Linked DNA regions of Homo sapiens: regions 1, 2 and 3 are each linked to region 4. A link is a loop called in an ENCODE intact Hi-C map of the cell type or tissue named here. Cell type or tissue: PC-3. All regions are shown on one strand. Region 1 overlaps CNIH3 (cornichon family AMPA receptor auxiliary protein 3). Region 2 holds the start of CNIH3 (cornichon family AMPA receptor auxiliary protein 3). Region 3 has its middle 79 kb from the start of WDR26. Region 4 has its middle 51 kb from the start of CNIH3-AS2.

Region 1 (5,000 bases), 72 kb before region 4:
ATGTTAAGCTCTGGCCTGTGGCATGATTTCCCTCCAGGCCCTCAGGAAGAAATTTAGAACAAAGAATGACAGACAGAGTTCAGTCCTCAGTTCCCCCTTATCTGAGGTCTACCTGCCAGTGATGGCATTTTCCATTTTCCATCTGGTAGGGGTCCAGGTTTCTGAAAAACAACTCAGGGACATATGTTAAGATGTTATCTTTAGTTTCTACAGGGAACCAAACATGTTCTGGCTCTAATTTCCTTGGCTATTGTTTTAAGCTATTATCACCTTCTTGCTTATCACGCTGTTCCTTTACTTTTCAAGGCTAGCTAGGTACTTGGAATTTTCCTTGAAGGAACTCAAGACTTTCCATTATTTTCAAGCTTGAGAAGGTGGGGCCCGCAGGCCCCTAAGAGGGCTCACAAGACAGACACCAGGTCTTTCTCCTTTTCAGCCAATCTCCTTCAAGGCCTGAAGTACGAGGGGGACATGAGGACCCCATCCAGGTCTGAATCACATCATCATCAGGTAATGGGGCTTCTTGTACTTGAAAATCCACTTGAAGAGAATGCTAGGCAGTGTCTGCCAATTTCCTATGGAAGAGAGAGCTCAAAGGTCAATAGTATGTACTGAGCCTCCCATGACCCTGGGGTCCTTGCTGGGAGGGGAGAAGGCTACTTGGGAATTTACCTTCCTATTGGGGAAAGAGAATTTGCAGACCAAACAACCATAAGAATACATTTCCTGAGCAAAACAGAAAGGCTCACTTTCCACAGCAAGAGATACATATCACCTTAAGGATGTACAGGAGACTCCAGTCAAAAGGGAAACTGGCAGGTAAGAAGCAAATCATGAGAAACTTCCTGGAGGAGGAAGGAAATTGGAAATATGGACTGGTAAAAAGTAGAACTGCAAATAAAATAAATAATGGCATGTTACAGGTACAGAGGTGACACCAAGTATAAAGTATTGACAAGGTGATGAACTTCATTTAATGTGAGGTCCTAGAGCAGGATCATGAGAAGATAAGACGGAGTATCATGGAATGTTGGAGAGATCCCGTGGCCAGTGCTTCCTGAAGCTTCCTAATGCTACCTGCATGTTCTAATCACTTGGGAGCTAAAAATTCAGAGTCCTGAACCCACGTAAGCCTTCCTGAGAGATAACATCTAGGGATGTGCCAGCTATGGGAACCACTAACCCTGCCACCCCTCCTTTTACAGAGCAGGAAACTGGGGCCCAGAATGTTACGGCACCGCTGGTAAAGTCAGGAAAGGCAAGCCAGAGGAGAGTTCTAGAGCCCAAATTCAGAAGCTCAGGTCTGACATGGCATGGGGAAGAATGAACTACAAGAGAATCCACCTGTCAGGATGCAAATCCTGGTGGGAGGGACTCGGGGGTATCCACAGAGCCTTCCGGAGGCCCCTGAAAAAGGCTGATGCTGGAGGCAGGCGCTGGGCCAAAACCCTGTCAACATCCTTGTCCCTTGGGAATCTCCCCATGGTGTTCAACTCTTCACCTGAATCCTCTGCTGACACTGCCCGGCCTCCCCCTGGGTGCGCAGGCTGTAAAGCCATCCAAGGGCCGGGTCAGCCACTAAGGAATCTGGAGCGGAAGGTGCAGGCTAGCCCTACCCAGTCTCTAGGATGTTGGCACCTGCTCACATGCACAGCCGCAAGGCGTTCTTCCATCTCGCTGCATGAGCCTTTTCTTTCTTTTATTGTTAGGGCAGGAAATATTTCAGTTACACTCAAAAGCAGGCTTTCTATATTGGAGACATTATAAACAGGAAATGCCCATTTGCTTCATTTTACTTTTCTTATTCATCAATTTTAAAAGCATTGAAGCCACAGCAAATCTGTCTTCCACAAGGCAAGGGTGGCAGGTGCCACTGGCAGAGAGGGAGTGCCAGACAGGGGGACTGGGGGTGTGGGGTGCAGACAGATGATGTTGACTGGCCAAGGGATCACTGAGAGGATAGAAAGGGCCTCAAGAGGCCACCCAAGAAGACAGCACCACAGAGCTCTGCCTCCGCCCAGCTGAGCGGCTGGTGACATTCATAACATGCTAACTATGTGAGCAACAAGACCGCAACTGGCCACTTGGTAATAAGCCAGCCATTACCTTGTTCATGATCCGTTCCTGTGAGACTGTACTGAGCCAGACAACACTATGACAAAGGGAGAAAGGGTGTGGTTTTGTTGGTGGTTAACAAAGATCTTCTGAAGGCAAGTCAAGGGGCCAGTACTAAACAGCTCCTGAAAATACACGATCTTCATCTTGCTATGTTGAGGCAGGAGAGGGTGACCCCGCCAACTCAGAACATCAGGAGGCTGAAGCAACTGTTTTGCCCCTTGTTTGGCAGTAAGAGAATGCAACCCAGAGACAGGAGAACTAACTTGGGGGGTGGGGAGGGTGGGTTGGAGACTGGCATCCAGGTGCAGCACATTGCCTGTCTCACAACTCTGAATTAGGGCTGCATGTGTGTGCGGGGACCTCGCAGATGGAAATATCTGCTCACAAGTAAAGAAAGCATCTCTCGCTGGGCGTGGTGGTTCACGCCTGTAATCCCAGCACTTTGGGAGGCTGAGGTGGGTGGATCAGGAGGTCAGGAGTTCGAGACCAGCCTGGCCAACATAGTGAAACCCCGTCTCTACTAAAAATACAAAAAAAATTAGCCAGGCGTGGTAGCACATGCCTGTAATCCCAGCTAGTCGGGAGGCTGAGGCAGGAGAATCGCTTGAACCCGGGAGGCGGAGGTTGCAGTGAGCCAAGATCACGCCACTGCACTCCAGCCCAGGTGACCATGCGAGACTCCATCTCAAAAAAAAAAAAAAAAAGAATGCATCTCTCAAAGACAGATAGATGATAGACAGATAATAGATTAGATACTGTAGATAGATAGATGATAGATAAATAAAAATCTTAAAGCAACCTTCTAATTCACATCTTCCTCAGGGCTAAGCAATATCTTAAATATGGAGATTGGCTGAATATTATATGTGTACCGCTTTTTTTAATTCAATCAACGTCTTTCTCCTTCAGCCCATCCAGAAAACAACCAATGCCACAAAATCCAATTAGGAGTTGTGGAGGAAGTAGGAATACTAAGTACACACAGCTGTAAAGATCAAGTAACTACACCAAACTTTACTTGACTCCTTTAACAACTTTGCCACATCAAACTTTATTTGGCTCCTTAAAGGAACTCATTTTAACAGAGGTGCTGGCACACAGCATAGCTCAAAAAGATCAAGTTTTTGTTCTTTATTGATGTTGCTATAAAGCACACTAGCTTGTCTGATGTAAGCTCCTGGGACTGGACACTGGTCTGGTAATTAGGAAGCAGAATTCCCCTCCGGGCTTCGTCCTGAATAGGCTGTGATCTCGACCAAGTCACTTTACCTCTCTAGGTTAAAGTATCCTCATTTCCAAATGAGACGACAGAACCAGGTGATCTTAGGTCCCTTCAGGTGTCAGGATTCCAGGACTATGTGATTACATGACTGTATCCCTCTTTCATCAATGTAGTCAAATTAAAAGAAAACAAATATGCAAATGGTAAACCGAACTCACCCAACCCAACCCCATTACCAGAAGGATGGTGCCATCAGCTAAGACCTGGTGCACCAACACAGAGCAACCAACACTTCTAACAACGGGGTGCCACAGCTGCTCCTGGTTAAGCCCTTGACCCCAGACGTTTTACTGTCTTGGGTTTTGGCTTGCTGTATTGTTGATTTTTGTTTTCTTAAACGAAACATTCCACTTGGTATTTTGATATAAAAAAGAGGGTTCACGCAGTAATCCCAGTGCTTTGGGAGGCCAAGGCAGGAGGATCACTTGAAGCCAGGAGTTCAAGATCAACGTGGGCAACGGAGTGAGACCCCCCCATTTCTAGAAAGAAAAAAAAATGAGCCAGGTGTGGTGGCACACACCTGTAATCCCAGCTACTCAGAAAGCTGAGGCAGGAGGAATGCTTGAGCCCAGTTGAGCCCAGGAGTTCAAGGTGAGAGTGAGCTATGATTACACCACTGCTCTCTAGCCCAGGCAACAAAGTGAGACCCTGTCTCTAACGAAGGAAGGGAGGAAAAAGTGAAGAAATATATGGACTAAGCTAAGAAGTAGGTCTCAGAAACAACCAAACTTTTGCATGCTGTGGGCTGACTGCTCATGTCCAAGGCCGAGGCCGGCTCGGCTGTGCTGTGAGGTCTGAGTCAGCATCCCTGTCCTAGCACAGCCCCCGGCACTTTATTTTCCTCCCTGTTGCTCAGCAGGACTCACTTCTTGAAAATGCTTGCTGTTCCTACAGTCATTTCTCTGTTGATTTTAATAATCTTGCCACACCAAACTTTATTTGGCTTCTTTAAGAAACTCATTTTAACAGAGGTGCCAGCACACAGCATAGCTTTGAGCCATAATATCACCTCTCCCCTTGGTAGGGTTTGGCTGTGTGTCCCCACCCAAATCTCATCTCGAATAGTAATCCCCAAGTGTCGTGGGAGGGGCCTGGTGGGAGGTGATTGGATCATGGGTGCAGATTCCCCCATGCTGTTCTCATGATAGTGAGTGAGATCTCACAAGATCTGATGGTTTAAAAGTGTTTAGGGCAGTTCCCCCCGACCCCCGCCATTCTCTGTCCTACCACCATGTAAGATGTCCCTTGCTTCCCCTTACCTTCTGCCATGATTATAAGTTTCCTGAGGCCTCTCCAGCCATGCAGAACTGTGAGTCAATTAAACCTGTTCTTTATAAATTACCCAGTCTCAGGTAGTTCTTTATAGCAGTGTGAAAATGAACTAACACACCCCTTGTGAGACAACGGATGCTGCCTCCCATTTATGGAGCAAAACAACTTATACTCTGAACAGTGCTGAAAACTGCCAACTTTGCTAATTATGAGCTAGCAGCTCCTGGCGGGGATGCAGCGGGGCATATTAAGTGGTGCAGGTAGGGCCGAGGCTTGGTGTGAATCGGGGACGTGAAATTGAACACCTCTGCTCAACACAGAACAGATG
Region 2 (5,000 bases), 51 kb before region 4:
GTTTGGATTCCCTGTCACCCCCAGATTCCTAAGTCTACTGATGCACGGATTTACACAATCTGAGAAATGGGGGAAAGCTTAGCGACTATCCAGGTCAATTTTCTCACTTTAGAGATGTGGAAGGAAGCCAGCAAGGGTCTTTCCTAAGGTTACATGATCGGAAGCCACCTTCCTCCCCGAGTTTCCCCTCTCCTCTCTGTCAGAGCCCTGTAGCAGGAGCTGCTCTAGCTGCTTAGTTCTATTTTAAGACAAACTCTCACTCTGCAAACCACTTATAGAAAACAAGGGCATCTCACCCACCCTGCAATTTTCTCCACGTCTTCATTTTGGGTCATCCCCACTGTATGAGAGTCTGTGATGCTCACCAGAACCATGCCTCCAAGAATTCGTCTCAGGGTCCTTCTCTGTCACCTAGACGCTGGGCAGGGCAAGGCTGTTAAAGGTGGGAAATTATGCACTGGGGTGCTCCTTCTAAACATTTGGCCTTGGCCATTCTTCCCACCAGCCCTCTGAGGGTGAGGATAGGGGGCTTAAACAACCTCAGAGAAGGAAGCCTTGAGAGTTGCATGCACTCGCTAAATGTTGCACAGTCTTTGAGAGGACCGGCGTACGCACTCCTGCGCGCTCTCTCAGTACTTCTCTTCCCCTATTCAGAAGCTTGCGCTCCTCTATTCCCACCCACACCTAAAGAACTGGGATCCACGGCTGCCCTCCACCTGGCGTAGCCCCGGGAAGGGTGACAGGAAGCTTGTGTGGGCTGGGGACGCTGGGGGCCTAGCGGAGGTTCGCCACCTGCAGGGGGTCTTCAGGAGTCGGACTTCAGACGCCAAGAGGGCAGATGGAGGACACCGTCGTCGCTCTCCACGGTCTCTCTTCGTGACTTTCCTCCATGGCCTTAATGATGCCTGCCCTTCCCAGTCTCCCTCGCCTCCTTGCTCTTCTCCTTCTCGCCTTTCCCCCACCGCCTTCCACTTCGACCCCCATCGCCTGGTCTCCTTCCTCTCCGTGGGCTCGGCTTCTCCCTACCTCTTACAAGGCGCTCCCGTCGTGTTTCCACTTTGTCTCCAATTATATCTAAATGCAACCCACCACAGATGCTGACATTTTAAATGTTTAGTTATTATAGCTACTTGACTAATTGCCGGGACCGACGGCGGCGCTTCTCCTTCGCCTCCCGCCGGCAGGAGAGGACGGGGCGGGAGAGGAAGGGGTTAGTTGTGGTTGTAGCCGCCACTCCCCGGCGCCCGGGACCCGGGACGCCCAGTCGGGCCCTGCAGAGGGTGTCCTACCTGGGCACCAGCGGCCCCTCGCCTCCAGCCAGGGCACCGAAGGCGCGCCCGGCGGGATGCAGCGAACTGCCTCCTGCCCCGGGACAGTGGAGCGGCAGAAGGTCCAACCTTCCGGTTCGCCCACGCCCGCAAGGTGGAAAAAGTGGGGTGAAATCGGGGAAATTTAGCGAAATTGGGGCGAAAGAAGAGAGACCAAAGCGTGTTACTCACGTGCCAGATGGCGAAGAAGATGAGCGCAGCGCACAGCACCAGAGACAGCATGTAGCAGAACGCAGCGAAAGTGAAGGCCATGGCCGGCGGACCCCAATCCCACCACACACGCCAAGAAGCCCCTAGGAGCCCGATGCCTCCCTAGAGGACCGCACTCCCTCCAAGGAGCCGCGTCTGCACGCTCCTCTCCAGGCTAGTGCCCAGGAGGGCGCACAGCTAGCGAAGCGACTCGAGGGTCAGCGAATAAGCGCTGGATTCCCGCAGGCTCCGGCGACCCCAGACCCGGCCCTCCGGCGAAGACAGGAAAACGTGTGTCGAGAGTCGCTGGAGGGAACCGTCCGCAAATCGAAGAAGAAACCAAATCAGCAGCGAACACCTGCAAATTAGTGCCAAGCTGTGAGCCCCTCGAGACCAACACGACAAGCGATGCGACGACTCCACGGAGGACCGAGGGAGGAGGTCCCATTCGCCCCAGGAAGAGCTCTCTGCTTTTCTCCACTAAACCGCTGAGGAGAGACGAGCGCTCCGCTCCGGACCCTCCCGCGCCACCGGGGCGCAAACGGATAGTGTCCAGCGAGGTGCCCGAGCGGCCTCCGAGCTCCTCCCAAATCCCAGAGCCGGGCAGCGCTCTTTCCCGAGAGAAGGAGTCTTTAGGTAGCCGGGAGGAGGTAGGTCCCGTTGGTCCTGCGCCCCAGACGCGGCTTCCAGCGCAGCCGTGCGCTCCGAGGCGCGCCCGTCCCCAACCGTGACTCCGGCCAGCCGGCCTCCGCAACCCAAGTGTCCCGGAAACCGGGGGTCGGACCGGGGCGAGCACTGGCTCCACCCAACGGGCCAACTCCAGCCCGGGTGGCTGCAGCAGTGGGTTTCAGGCCAAACGCTGTAGCTCGCTCCACCTGCTGCTGCCGCTGCCGCCGCCGCCGCCGCCGCCTTTGCCACTGCGAGAACTGTAGCGGTGCGACCCGGGATTCCCTCCTCTCGGCGCCCCACCCTCGACTCCTGTTCCGCTGAGCGCGCCCTCCCCGGCGGGCGGAGACTGCAGCGCCGGGGGCTGAGGAAAGGTGGGTGGCGAAGCGCCGCCGGGCGCTTGGTGGCCGCTGCCGCCGCCACTGCAGCTGTGCACGCCCGCCTCTCGGAGGAAACTTGAAGCCAGCAGTACAAGCAGGGCTGGAGGCCGAGCGGAGGTGGGGCGGGACCGGTTGGAGCAGGGACTCTTTAAACACGTGCGTCTGGAGGAGGTGGGAAGCTGCGGAAGGGTATGGTGTGTGCCTCGCGCCTAAACGCCGCAGCCGCCCCTCCCGGTTCTTGCAGTTTCGCCTATCGGAGTGGGAAGTGTGGGGACTTGGGGCGTTGCCTAGTGTTGGTTGGGGATACAGTGCAAGCCTTGGATCCCAAAGCTGCTTGGATGGATTTTACCAAACTGTAGCATACTCAGTGCTTAGGGCTGCGTTTACTGCTCTGCTCCCAGACCCTGCAAAATTCTCCATTAACGTCCTTCCGTTGCATCCTCTACCCTCCCCAGCCATCCGACCTTGGGACTAGGGAAACGTGGACTTGGTGGGCTATTCTGCGCTGAAGAGGCAGCAACGAGGGCTCGGTGGTATTGGTGTTGGTCCTAGTGGAATTGTCAAGAGGATGCTTTTGAAGGTAGACCGTTTTCTAGCTGCAAGTTACCTAACCTCTTTAATCCTTAGTTTCCTTATCAGAAAAACATAAATAAGAGTAGAGTCAAGCCATTTCAAAGGATTAAAAGGGAACATAAGTAAAAAACCTAGCACTTGGTATACGTTCAATAAGTGGTAGGGATTATTAATTGCACCCTTTCCCCCAGTGGCCCAGCATCTTGGAAGTTCACCATGCTTGCTTTGCAAGAGATTCCTGACGCTGCAGTGAAAGAGGTCCAGTCATTCCAGAGAGAACTTCAGTTTCAGACAAGTCATCAAATCCAGAAAGCAAGGAAAAATACCCTGAAAGACGACTGGCAAATCTCGGTGAAAGAGTAGACGCACTTCATGGATTGGAGTGAATCTTAGAGCACCTGGTACCTTGCACAGGGTGGGAACTAGATAAATAACTATTGCTTGATTCTGACTCTGGTGTGCTAGTTTTCCTGTTCACAGATGTGATTCCAATGCCTTGAGAGCTGGAAGGGATGAATTCCAGCAAGATAGAGATACAGCTTTCTAGTGACAGAACTGGAATCCTGTCTGCGGACTCCTAATCCTGGGCTCTTTCTACTATGCCCCAACATTCCTGCAGCTATTTGGCCACATCTTTTACTTATTTATTTATTTATTTATTTATTTATTTATTTATTTATTTGACGGAGTCTCACTTTGTCGCCAGGCTGGAGTGCAGTGGCGTGATCTCTGCAACCTCCACCTCCCTGGTTCAAGCGATTCTCCTGCCTTAGCCTCCCGAGTAGCTGGGACTACAGGCACGCACCACCACGCCCAGCTAATCTTTGTATTTTTAGTAAAGACGGGGTTTCACCATGTTGGCCAAGATGGTCTCGATCTCTTGACCTCGTGATCTACCCACCTCGGCCTCCCAAAGTGCTGGGATTACAGGCGTGAGCCACCGCTCCAGGCCCTTCAATTTATTTTATTTTATTTTTTTGAAGACAGTCTTGCTGTGTTGCCCAGGCTGGAGTGCAGTGGTGCTATCATAGCTCACTGTAGCCTCAAACTCCTTGCTAGGACTACAGGCATGCACCACCACACCCAGATAATTTTTGTTTTGTTTTGTTTGCAGACATAGGTCTCAATATATGGCCAGGCTGGTCCCAAACTCCTGGCCTCAAGCAGTCTTCCAGCCTTGGCCTCCCAAAGCGCTGGGATTATAGGTGTGCACCACAGTGCCTGGCCTCATATCTCCCTCCAGTTTAGAAACTAGATGCCTTTCAGTGAGAAGTGGAGAAATTAGAGCAAATCCAGAGGCTGATGACCAGAGCAATGAACCGATCTACATTTTATTGCCTCTGGGTCAGGACCGGCTACATACTTTGGAGGGCCAAGTGCAAAATGAAAATGTGGGACTTTGTATTAGGCCGTTCTTGCATTGCTATAAAGAAATACCTGGCCAGGCATGGTGGTTTATGCCTGTAATCCCAGTACTTGGGGAGGTCGAGGTGGGCAGATCACCTGAGCTTAGGTATTTGAGACCAGCCTGGACAACATGGCAGAAACCCCATCTCTACAAAAAATACAAAAATTAGCCGGGTGTGGTGGCATGCACCTGTAGTCCCAGCTTCTTGCAGGGCTAAGGTGAGAGTGTTGCTTGAGCCCAGGAGGTCAAGGGTGCAGTGAGCTGTGTTCATACCACTGCACTCCAGCCTAGGCAATAGAGCCAGACCCTGTCTCAAAAAAAAAAAACAAAAACCTGAGGCTGGGTACTTTATAAAGAAAACAGGTTCAATTGGCTCACCGTTCTGCAGGCTGTACAAGCACGGCACCAGCATTTGCTCGGCTTCGGGGGAGGCCTCAGGGTTGCTTTTATTCATGG
Region 3 (5,000 bases), 51 kb after region 4:
TGCCCCATCTGTTCAGCGCTGTTCTGTCCATGGCAGGCGCCGAATGGCTTATCTGCTCTTGCAGTGCAGACCCATGCAGGGGCCAGGCTGTCTGGGGAGGCCTACAGAGACATGGAGGGCCAGCACCACTGCCTGGAGCATGCAGAGGCTTTGCAAAGGCCCAACCCCAAAGGCAGAAAGCCCATGACTCTTCATGGCAGCCCTTTTGCTTTGAGATCTAGGAAATTTTCATCTCTAGCATTGAGCTAGGCTTTGAAAACACAAGGATGAATAAGATGCCATACCTGCCCTCTAAGGTTCATAGTCTCGTGGGAAGCCCATAGATGTGGCCCAGTGGTAGCACCTGGAGTTGACTAGGAAGTCAGCAAGGTAAGTTGAGCTGTGAAGGGCTTTATGTGCCAAGCCGAAGTGCATGGATTTTTTTTTTTTTTTTTTTTTTTTTTTTTGAGACAGAGTCTCGGTTTGTCGCCAGGCGGGAATGCAGTGGCACAATCTCGGCTCACTGCAACCTCCGCCTCCTGGTTCGATCGATTCTCCTGCCTCAGCCTCTCAAGTAGCTGGGACTACAGGCACGTGCCACCATGCCCAGCTAATTTTTGTATTTTTAGTAGAGACAGGGTTTCACCATGTTGGCTAGAATGGTCTCTATCTCTTGACCTCATGATCTGCCCACCTCGGCCTCCCAAAGTGCTGGGATTACAGGGGTAAGCCACCGCGCCTGGGCAGTTCATGGATTTTTTTCTCTACATTTGTGGGTCATAAAACACAATCCAGAGGGTACAAGAAGAAAATACTAAAATGTTCATGTATTTATTTTTATACAATTAAACACATAATAAGCTAAGCTTTATTAATATTCACTCTAAGCAACGACCTTCGTACCTTCACTTGGTCCACTCATCAGTGACCACAAGTCACAGGGTCTTGAGTGATCCTGGGGGAACAGTGGGCATCCCACAACGTGGACGGCTTGACACTGGCGATTCTACTTCTCGGCTCTTGTTCAGCATGATGTGGCCTGTTATAGACAAGCCTGGGTAAGTGGAACTACAGAGAGGATCCCATGTTTAACTATCCCCAAAGTGGGCAAGAGGCTTAAGCTTTTTTCAAAAAAGAAACTGTGGATTGAAGTAATAATGCAAAACAAGATGAACAGCAAGAAAGAGGCAGACCTGACAAGTTGTTAGCCATATTTCAAGGGCAAACAAGACAATATAATCAGATCTCACAGGCCAGCCAAAAAGTTTTCAAATTACCAAAAGAGTCTTTGAAACATGGCTTGGTGCGTGCTGCTGCTAATGAGGAATCTAACCCTAAGTGTAATTGTGCTCAAGATATTAGCTGACAACAGTAATGAAACCATTGCAGTTAACAAGACATTTTAAAATACTGCTTTCCTTTTCTTTACCATTTTTTGAGTTAATATTTGTGTATACTTTACAATGAGCATAATATATTGGTACAGTCATGCATGTACAAAAGTACACATAAATAAGCATACATCTGCTGGGAGTGCATACTCAACACTTTTCACTGCTAAAGAGTGGTAATCAAATCAATGCCACTGTAAATAGCCTAGACCCCCGCCCAGACCCTCCTGTTCTTGGCTTTCACCTTCCAGAAGCAGTAGGAAAAACACTAAAAACATTAAAAGTGGGCACTGCCTACTAAAACTTTGTCAAAGATCATTCCAAAGAGTAAGACCTGCTGGTTTAACAAAACTGTTCCTTCCTAGTCATGGCCATGTGCCAGAGAGGAACAGGTACCCAGCTAAATCTCAGCTCTGCAGCTCACCAAGATGTGGGGCAATTCAAGTCACTTCTCTGGCCTAGGCTCCACACAGGCAAAATAAAGGAGTGTAAGGTAGTATGGGAGGCAGAGAAGGGGCTTCTGTTTTAATGGGGGTTTTGTTTTTGTTGTTTGTTTTTTGAGACAGGGTCTCACTCTCGCCAAGGCTGGAATGCGGTGGCATGACCACGGCTCACTGCAGCCTCAACCTCCCTGGGCTCAGGTGATCCTGCCACCACACCCTCCCAAGTGGCTGGGACTACAGGCTCGCACCACCACACCCAGTTAATTTTTGTATTTTTCGTAGAGACAGGATTTTGCTATACTGCTCAGGCTGTTCTTGAACTCCTGGCTTCAAGTGATCCGCCCACCTCAGCCTCCCAAAGTGCTGGGATTACAGGTGTGAGCCATTATGCCCAGCTTATTTTAATGTTAATTCTTTATCTTAATATGTATTTGAAAAATAGCAATTTTCCATTTATGATGGTGGTCTTTTTAAAATCAACTTATGTAAGTTTTACAGGAGTAGATATTAAAATACTAAACAAATAATATAGCTAGTGTGCAGATTTAGATGTCAAAAACTGGGGGCTGGAGTGTAACTGTGGACTCAGAAACCCTGGCTAGATGATATTTATCTAGTGCCCAGGTCTGAAACTCTATGATTATTCTTAACCTGCATGCGTATAAACTAAAATATCGTAAGGCCCTTATAGCAAACAATAGGACTTAGACAAGTATGTTCCAGTTCAGTTCAGGTAGATCATTTTATACCTCTTGGTCTCTGGCCCCTGATTTAAGATGAACAAATGCAAATCAAAAGAAGATGAATGAAGTGGCTTTTTGTGATGACAGTTTCTGCTGCTGTTGGAGATGAGGTTTGAAGGAGAAGGGTGTTTGTTTGTTTGTTTGTTGCTTTAATAAAGAAAGCTCTCTGCCTTGCCGCTGTGGGAGTCTAAAACTACTGTAGAAAGAAATGTCCAAATATCAGCAAAGGGAGGGAAGGAACGTGAGCCTCAGGCCCTGTCGCTCACCCAGACGCCCTCTCCCGGCAGAAACGTGCGGGTTTGGTGCCCCCTGCTGGCCCTTTTCTGACAAAGACGGACACCCAACCACGGAGGGCCTGGGAGGGCCACTGCAAAGTGAGCCTCTCAATGGTCGTGTGAGTGCGCAGTCTTGCAAAAACGCACCTGAAACAACAGCAATGCATAATGCATGACTGTTAAGAAGACAGATCCCATGAAGTAGCTCTGTGTCTCCTCCTTCATGCCACTATATTGAATTAATGTGTAACTTGAATAGACAACAGCAGAACCCGGGGGAAAATTCGAAGGGCCTCTTCTCATCACTGCTTCTGTCCTCAGCCAAATGGTTCCCCGTGTCCTCCAGGTGCACTGAGAACACAGCTTTTGCAACAGCCCTTACGTGCATCTGAACTGAGGCTGGGAAGTGGGGCTCGGGCATTGCAATCATTTCCTCAAGAAACAAGCTGGCCAGGCCCAGGGGCTCACACCTGTAATCCCAGCACTTTGGGAAGCTGAGGCAGGAGGATCAGTTGAGTCCAGGAGTTCGAGACCAGCCTGAGCAACATAGAGAGACCCCCCCCCTCCCACCCCCACCCCCACCCCCAACTCTACAAAAATTAAAAAAAAAAATTAACCAGGTGTGGTGGTATGTGCCTATAGTCCCAGCTACTCAGTGGGATGATTGCTTGAATCTGGAAGGTTTAGGCTGCTGTGAGCTGTGATCACACCACTGCACTCCAGCCTGAGTGACAGAGCAAGATCCACTGTTTAAAAAAAAAGCTAGGTAGCACAAATTGTAAATTATACAAAGGGACACAGGCTGCGGGCAGGGTCTCTGCTCTCAAAGGGCTTTCCATCTAGAAAAAGAGATAAAAACAGAAATGGTTAATAATGTCAGTTACCATTTATTAAGCCAGCCACTTTACCATTATCTCCAGTGTTAACAGCAATGCTGTAAGCTAATAATTGCCACGTTGCAGATGGGTAAACAGGTTCAAAGAGGCCAAAGGACAGAGGCCAAAAGCGGGAGAGCCAGGTCTCCAACCCTGGTCAGCTTGACTCTGAACTCCATTCTGTGTTCACTCACATCATTTTTAGCTTAGTTCCCCTATACACGTGGGAAGATAAACTACACCCACCCACACATGGGCCCACACATGAACAGGGAGGGCACGTACCCATGACAATAGCCACCTCAGGGGCTGGAGGAAGGTAAATGGGCTGGAGGGGTGGCAGGGTGGGTGGGATGAAGGAAATACAAATGTGTTCTTTCTTTTATTTTAAAAACAAACAAGGTTTAAAGCCCACATATACCTCATGGTATGTTGTTAGATAAAAATACTTTTAAATGCAAATAAAAATTGTTAAATGTAAAAAATGTCAACATTTGTTCATTTTGGTTGATGGGTACCTGGCTATTCATTACTGTATTTTCTGTATAGCTCCATTTTTTCTTTTTTGTTTTTGAAACAAGGTCTCACTCTGTTGCCTCAGCTGAAGTGCAGAGGCACCATCATAGTTCACTGTAACCTCAAACACCTGGGCTCAACTGATTTCCCCCTCAGCCTCCCAAGTAGCTAGAACTACAGGCGTGCACCACCATGCCTCGCTAATTTTTTAATTTTCTGTAGAGATGGGTCTGACTTTCTTGCCCAGGCTAGTCTCAAATTCCTGACCTCAAGCGATCCTCTGCCTTGGCCTCTCAAAGTGCTAGGATCACAGGCATGAGCCACCATGCCCATTCTTAGCTCCAAACTTTTTTTTTTTTTTGAGACGGTGTTTCACTCTTGTTGCCCAGGCTGGAGTGCAATGGCACGATCTCGGCTCACTGCAACCTCCACCTCCAGGGTTCAAGCGATTCTCCTGCCTCAGCCTCCCTAGTAGCTAGGATTACAGGCATGCGCCACCACGCCCAGCTAATTTTGTATTTTTAGTAGAGACGGGGTTTCTCCATGTTGGTCAGGCTGGTCTCGAACTCCTGACCTCAGGTGATCCACCCGCCTCAGCCTCCCAAAGTGCTGGGATTACAGGCATGAGCCACCATGCCTGGCCAGCTCCAAACTTTTAAAAATTTTCTTAAATTTGTTTTGTTTGAGATAGGGTTTGTCCTGTCACCCAGGTTGGAGTGCAGTGGCATGATCATAGCTCACTGCAGCCTCGCCCTCCTAAACTCAAAGGATCCTCCTA
Region 4 (5,000 bases):
TTAATGGCAAAAAAATGCAATTGCTTTTGCACCAACCTAATACAAAAGGCAGACTAGGAGTAAAGATAGTGATCTGCTCACTGCCTGCTCTTGGGGTATCTTCTGGTCCAAATGCTATAAATCTCAGGACACAGGCATGGGCAAAGACTTCATGTCTAAAATACCGAAAGCAATGGCAACAAAAGCCAAAATTGACAAATGGGATCTAATTAAACTAAAGCGCTTCTGCACAGTAAAAGAAATTATCATCAGAGTGAACAGGCAACCTACAGAATGGGAGAAAATTTTTGCAATCTATCCATCTGACAAAGGGCTAATGTCCAGAATCTACAAAGAACTTAAACAAATTTACAAGAAAAAAACAAACAAACCCATCAAAAAGTGGGTAAAGGATATAAACAGGCACTTCTCAAAAGAAGACATTTATGCAGCCAACAAACATATGAAAAAATGCTCATCATCACTGGTCATTAGAGAAATGCAAATCAAAACCACAATGAGATACCATCTCATGCCAGTTAGAATGGCGATCATTACAAAGTCAGGAAACAACTGATGCTGGAGAGGATGTGGAGAAATAGGAACGCTTTTACACTGTTGGTGGGAGTGTAATTAGTTCAATCATTGTAGAAGACAGTGTGGCGATTCCTCAAGGATCTAGAACTAGAAATACCATTTGACCCAGCAATCCCATTACTGGGTATATACCCAAAGAATTATATATCATTCTACTGTAAAGACACATGCACATGTGTGTTTGTTGTGCCACTATTCACAATAGCAAAGACTTGGAATCAACCCAAATATCCATCAATAATAGACTAGATAGAGAAAATGTGGCACATATGCACCATGGAATACTATGCAGCCATAAAAAATGATGAGTTCATGTCCTTTGCATGGACATGGATGAAGCTGGAAACCATCATTCTCAGCGAACTATCACAGGAACAGAAAACCAAACACCACATGTTCTCACTCATAAGTGGGAGTTGAGGAAGAAGAGCATAGACACAGGGAAGGGAATATCACACACCAGGGTCTGTCAGGGGATGGGGGATAGGGGAGGGATAGCATTAGGAGAAATACCTAATGTAGATGACGGGTTGATGGGTGCAGCAAACCACCATGGCACATGTATACCTATGTAACAAAACTTCATGTTCTGCACATGTACCCCAGAACTTAAAGTATAATTTAAAAAAAAAAGAAGAAGAAATTAAACTCATGCTTAATCCTGAAAAAAAAAATAAAGGAAAGAAAACATCTGTGACACAAAAGAGCCCCAAACCAAAGAGAGTTGCAAGTAATGCTGACCTTTTAGTAATAAAGGCTCTGGCACTGGTCTCTCCAGTTTGGCTTTGCTTTATAACCAGGAGGCAACTGGAAAACAAACAAAACATACAAGGTTTTATCACTTCATTCAAACAGACTTCAGAGAAGTGGCATCCAGGTATACTATAGAGATAATCAAATTCTATTGTTTGTCTAAGAGTCCACTGAATTTCTAAGTTAATTAAAGCAATGGGGAGAGAATAAAAAAAAAAAAACAGAAAGCCAGGCAAGGACTGTGTTTTCACTGGTGCTCCAGAAGATTCAGCAAGAAACAAGGGAGAGGAGAAAGGGAAACGAGCTGGCCAGACCTTCTCAGTGTGAGGGAAGCAAAGAATCACCGAGATGGTCCATTCATCTGCTCAACCACTGAGCACCCAGTGTGCACCAAGCTCTGTGCTGGAAAAATAAACACATAATTCCCTACCTCATGGAGAATGTAGCTCAGTAGGGGAAAGTCAGAAGCAAGTTGGCAATATGTGGTGTACAGGAGAAGCAGGGGCTGCCACGGGAGCACACAGCACCAGGCCTGGGGGCTCAGAAAAGCCTCCCCACAGGAAGCAACAGTGAATCTCAGACTCTCCTGCAGAGTAAGACCAGTTGGCCTGACATAGTGCATAGTGGGCTGAGGGAGGGGAGTATGAAGCAAGAGGAGAAAGCCTCAATCTGGAGAACAGCAAGCGTAGGGCTCAGGGAGCAAGCATGGGGTACAGGAAAAGGACAACTAGGTCAGAAGGCCTGGAGCAAAGAATGCAAGCAGGGTGGTGTCGGGTTCGCCACCTCTAAATATTATGCTCTCCATGGCTTCAGGCCCGCTGGACAAACCCAGGCAATGAACAGCCTCAGACCTGGAGAGCAGAACTCCTGACTCATACAGCTCATCTATCTTTGCACAGTGCCTTGTGTTCTTGCAGTCACACTCTTGGTTGCAGACACAATGCCAGCCGGAAATATGGCTGTGACAGGACAGTGACTCAGAGTATACAGTTGGGCAATGAGAACTTAAACCATAACTATAAGACTTTTTGCAAGAAAAACCTATTAGACAGAGACATACACACACTCAGATCAGCTACCCTAGCAACTCCTCCATTATATATTAAGAGGAGACCTCAAGCATTGCAAAATCTATTTGGGGGAATGGGGACCAGTTTTATTGCCTGCCTGTTCTTGAGAAAACTTGTGATAAATGGAATCAACTGAACCTTTTTTATTTTCAAATCTGCTCACACATAGCCTTAGGGTCATTTGTGATGTGAGACTGAAGGGGACTGGGATGCAGTGGATGACAGCTGCCCACCATCTGTCTGGTCCTAAACCATCCACCTTCCCACTGTAACTGCTCAGGCCCTCCTAGCCAGAGGCCTGTCAGGAGCCAATTGAGCTGTATCTATCCAGGTATCGTTACACATTTGTTTCAGTTGTGATTATTCTTTCTGGCAGACAAAGCCATCCTTGTGGAAGGTAGAGCAGGACAATCCCACCCAGGCACATGAACCAGGCAGCTGGCAGAGTGCATTGAGGTGGCTCTGCCATCTGCTGCTCAGAAGGAAGGGCCTGAGGCTCACACATGCCTCCAAAGCATGTAAACCCCAGACTTCACCAAACCAAGTGGTAACACCTCCATCCAAGTATCGTCAGCCCTTCTGGTCACATGGATGCATTGTGTGATTTCTCATCCTCTTCAAGTTTTAACCCTTGTCATTCACTTTGACCTGATAAAAATGCTGGGTTGCCAGTGGGAGGGGTTGAGAATAGGAAGCAAAGAGACTTCATAGTACGATTTGTCTTGCACTGGAGACAAATCAAGCCCTGGGATGGCCTTAGCCTCTTCTGTCCAGAGACGGTCCTGCTGAAAATAATAGATTTTATTCCTCAAAAAATTCATGTCATGGTTAGAGCTAAATCATTCTCCATTTTCGTCATTTTAGAAAACCAGAGATATAGTTCAAACTGGTAGTGACACCTTCTTCTACCACTCTGTGCCACCAGTGCCTAGCACACAAGCAGGTATTTATAAACAGTTATTGATACTATGTGATGAATTACTAGCACACAAGCCTGCTTATTTAGAAAAGGAAATTCTACAAAATCAAAGATCTAGAAGCACAGGTATGGACTATCCAGTAGAGAGTACACTTCAATATGTGGCTGCTCAAGAAGCCACTTATCAAATCAAACATAAGTGTGACTCTCATCACATGGGTCTTTTCAAAGTGGGGACCTATTCCTTTCCAGGATCTCACCTATTAGAAAAATGTATATTCACCCTATAGATTTTGTTTAAGATTCTGTCCTCTCTGTGGGGAGATATTTGGAGTTGTCACTCAGCAGCAGAGATCTGGAGGGACCAGATGGCTGGTAAAACAGGAGGCTATTCTCAATCCAGGGCCAACAGGAAAGCTGGAAGACAGAGCCCAAATTTAGTTTGAAACCTGATGCCCAACAGTATAAAATTAGAAATTCCTTTGAACCATCTGGTTCTTTTAAATAAATACCTGTTTGTCCAATCCTAGAATGGAAGGAGCTTCAAAGTCTAGCTCCCTTCCCTAAGACACAACATCTGTCCCATCCGTACTGAACAGCAGCCACGGGAGATACTTAATACTGGCTAGCTGACAGAGCCTAGGCTAATGGATGCCAATCTTAAGTACTCTAAAGTTCTTCAGAATCTTTCTAATTCCAATATCTCTTTCACTCTTCTCTTCCAACCACCAAATCCCCTCTTCTCACTCTCCCTGAGGCTAGAATACACACACACACACACACACACACACACACACACACACCCCGTCTAAAATATTTCAATGTAGTATTGTCCTTCTTCTGCCAACCCACCCATAACGATCATTCCTTCTCTACATTGCTCTACTTTCTATTGTCCTTCTCTCCCCTTCTCTGACAGTGATACGATTTATCCATAACCCCCCAAAAATCAACACTTCACACCCTTGTGAGGTGACTGTCTTAGTTCATTTTGTGTTGCTATAAAGGAATACCTGAGACTGGGTAATTTATAAAAAGAAGAGGTGTATTTGGCTTATGGTTCTGCAGCCTGTACAAGAAGCATGACCACATTTTACTGCTGGACATTTGCTTTGTATTAATAATAGTGAGTAATGATGCTATGAACATTCTTGGGCATGGCTTTTCATGTGTATATCCTATATTATGTAAAACCACTTCTAGGCACTTCCATACCTAGGAGTGGAATTTCCAGGTCACAGGATGAGCAATATTGAGTAGCAGATTTTGCAAACAGTTTCCCAAAGTGCTGGAATCATTTTACACACTCTTCAGTAGCACATAGGAACTTCTATTGCTCCTCACTCTTTTCAGCACTTTGTGTTATCTTTTAATCAGGACTCTCCAACCCCTGGTATCAGTCTGTGGCCTGTTAGGAACTGCGCCAGCATCTGCTCCTGGTGGGGACCTCAGGAAGCTTCCAGTTGCAGTGGAAGAGGAAGGAGAGCAGTGTGTCATATGGTGAGGGACGGGGCAAGAGAGAGACAGTGAGGGGAGGGGTGTCATGCTCTTTTAAACAACCACTCTCATGTGAACTAGTAGAGTGAGCACTCACTCATTAGGATGGGAAGGGCACCAAGCCATTCATGAGGGATCTGCCCACCTGATCCAAACACCTCCCATTACGCCCCATCTTCCAATAC

Evidence for each region. Hi-C counts contacts between places; a loop is a spot of excess contacts. Peaks named below come from ENCODE experiments on the same cell type or tissue, not always from the same donor. Only the 100,000 strongest peaks of a DNase experiment are listed, where the experiment ranks them.
Region 1: a loop joins it to region 4, with 5 times the contacts of the local background. A loop is called at or near these places in 6 of 110 quality-filtered maps.
Region 2: it touches region 4 in a loop (2.7-fold over the local background); 3 of 110 quality-filtered maps call a loop at or near these places.
Region 3: a loop joins it to region 4, with 6 times the contacts of the local background. A loop is called at or near these places in 7 of 110 quality-filtered maps.

What each region holds. Positions count from the first base shown.
Region 1 is chr1:224,634,775-224,639,774 of GRCh38, reverse strand. The region is part of intron 1 of CNIH3 (cornichon family AMPA receptor auxiliary protein 3); the gene reads right to left. Among named protein-coding and RNA genes, the nearest start is that of CNIH3, 21 kb to the right of the region's middle. RefSeq lists an enhancer at 1,750-2,392. In PC-3, no CTCF peak of the experiment used is centred here; DNase peaks (open chromatin) are centred at 2,094 and 4,234; H3K4me3 peaks cover 412 bases; H3K27ac peaks cover 2,459 bases.
Region 2 is chr1:224,613,755-224,618,754 of GRCh38, reverse strand. CNIH3 (cornichon family AMPA receptor auxiliary protein 3) reads right to left here and starts at 2,438. Exons shown (of 6, transcript NM_152495.2): 1 at 1,500-2,438. The coding sequence starts at 1,580. It overlaps CNIH3-AS2 (CNIH3 antisense RNA 2), which reads left to right and starts at 2,528. Exons shown (of 4, transcript NR_183287.1): 1 at 2,528-2,557; 2 at 3,019-3,143; 3 at 3,328-3,551. In PC-3, no CTCF peak of the experiment used is centred here; a DNase peak (open chromatin) is centred at 2,604; H3K4me3 peaks cover 3,083 bases.
Region 3 is chr1:224,511,759-224,516,758 of GRCh38, reverse strand. It overlaps a transcript of CNIH3 not described here. Among named protein-coding and RNA genes, the nearest start is that of WDR26, 79 kb to the right of the region's middle. RefSeq lists a silencer at 942-1,146. In PC-3, CTCF peaks have their summits at 2,655 and 2,863 (motif pointing left); a DNase peak (open chromatin) is centred at 2,868.
Region 4 is chr1:224,562,582-224,567,581 of GRCh38, reverse strand. It overlaps a transcript of CNIH3 not described here. Among named protein-coding and RNA genes, the nearest start is that of CNIH3-AS2, 51 kb to the left of the region's middle. In PC-3, no CTCF peak of the experiment used is centred here; DNase peaks (open chromatin) are centred at 2,241 and 4,511; H3K4me3 peaks cover 1,287 bases; H3K27ac peaks cover 3,954 bases.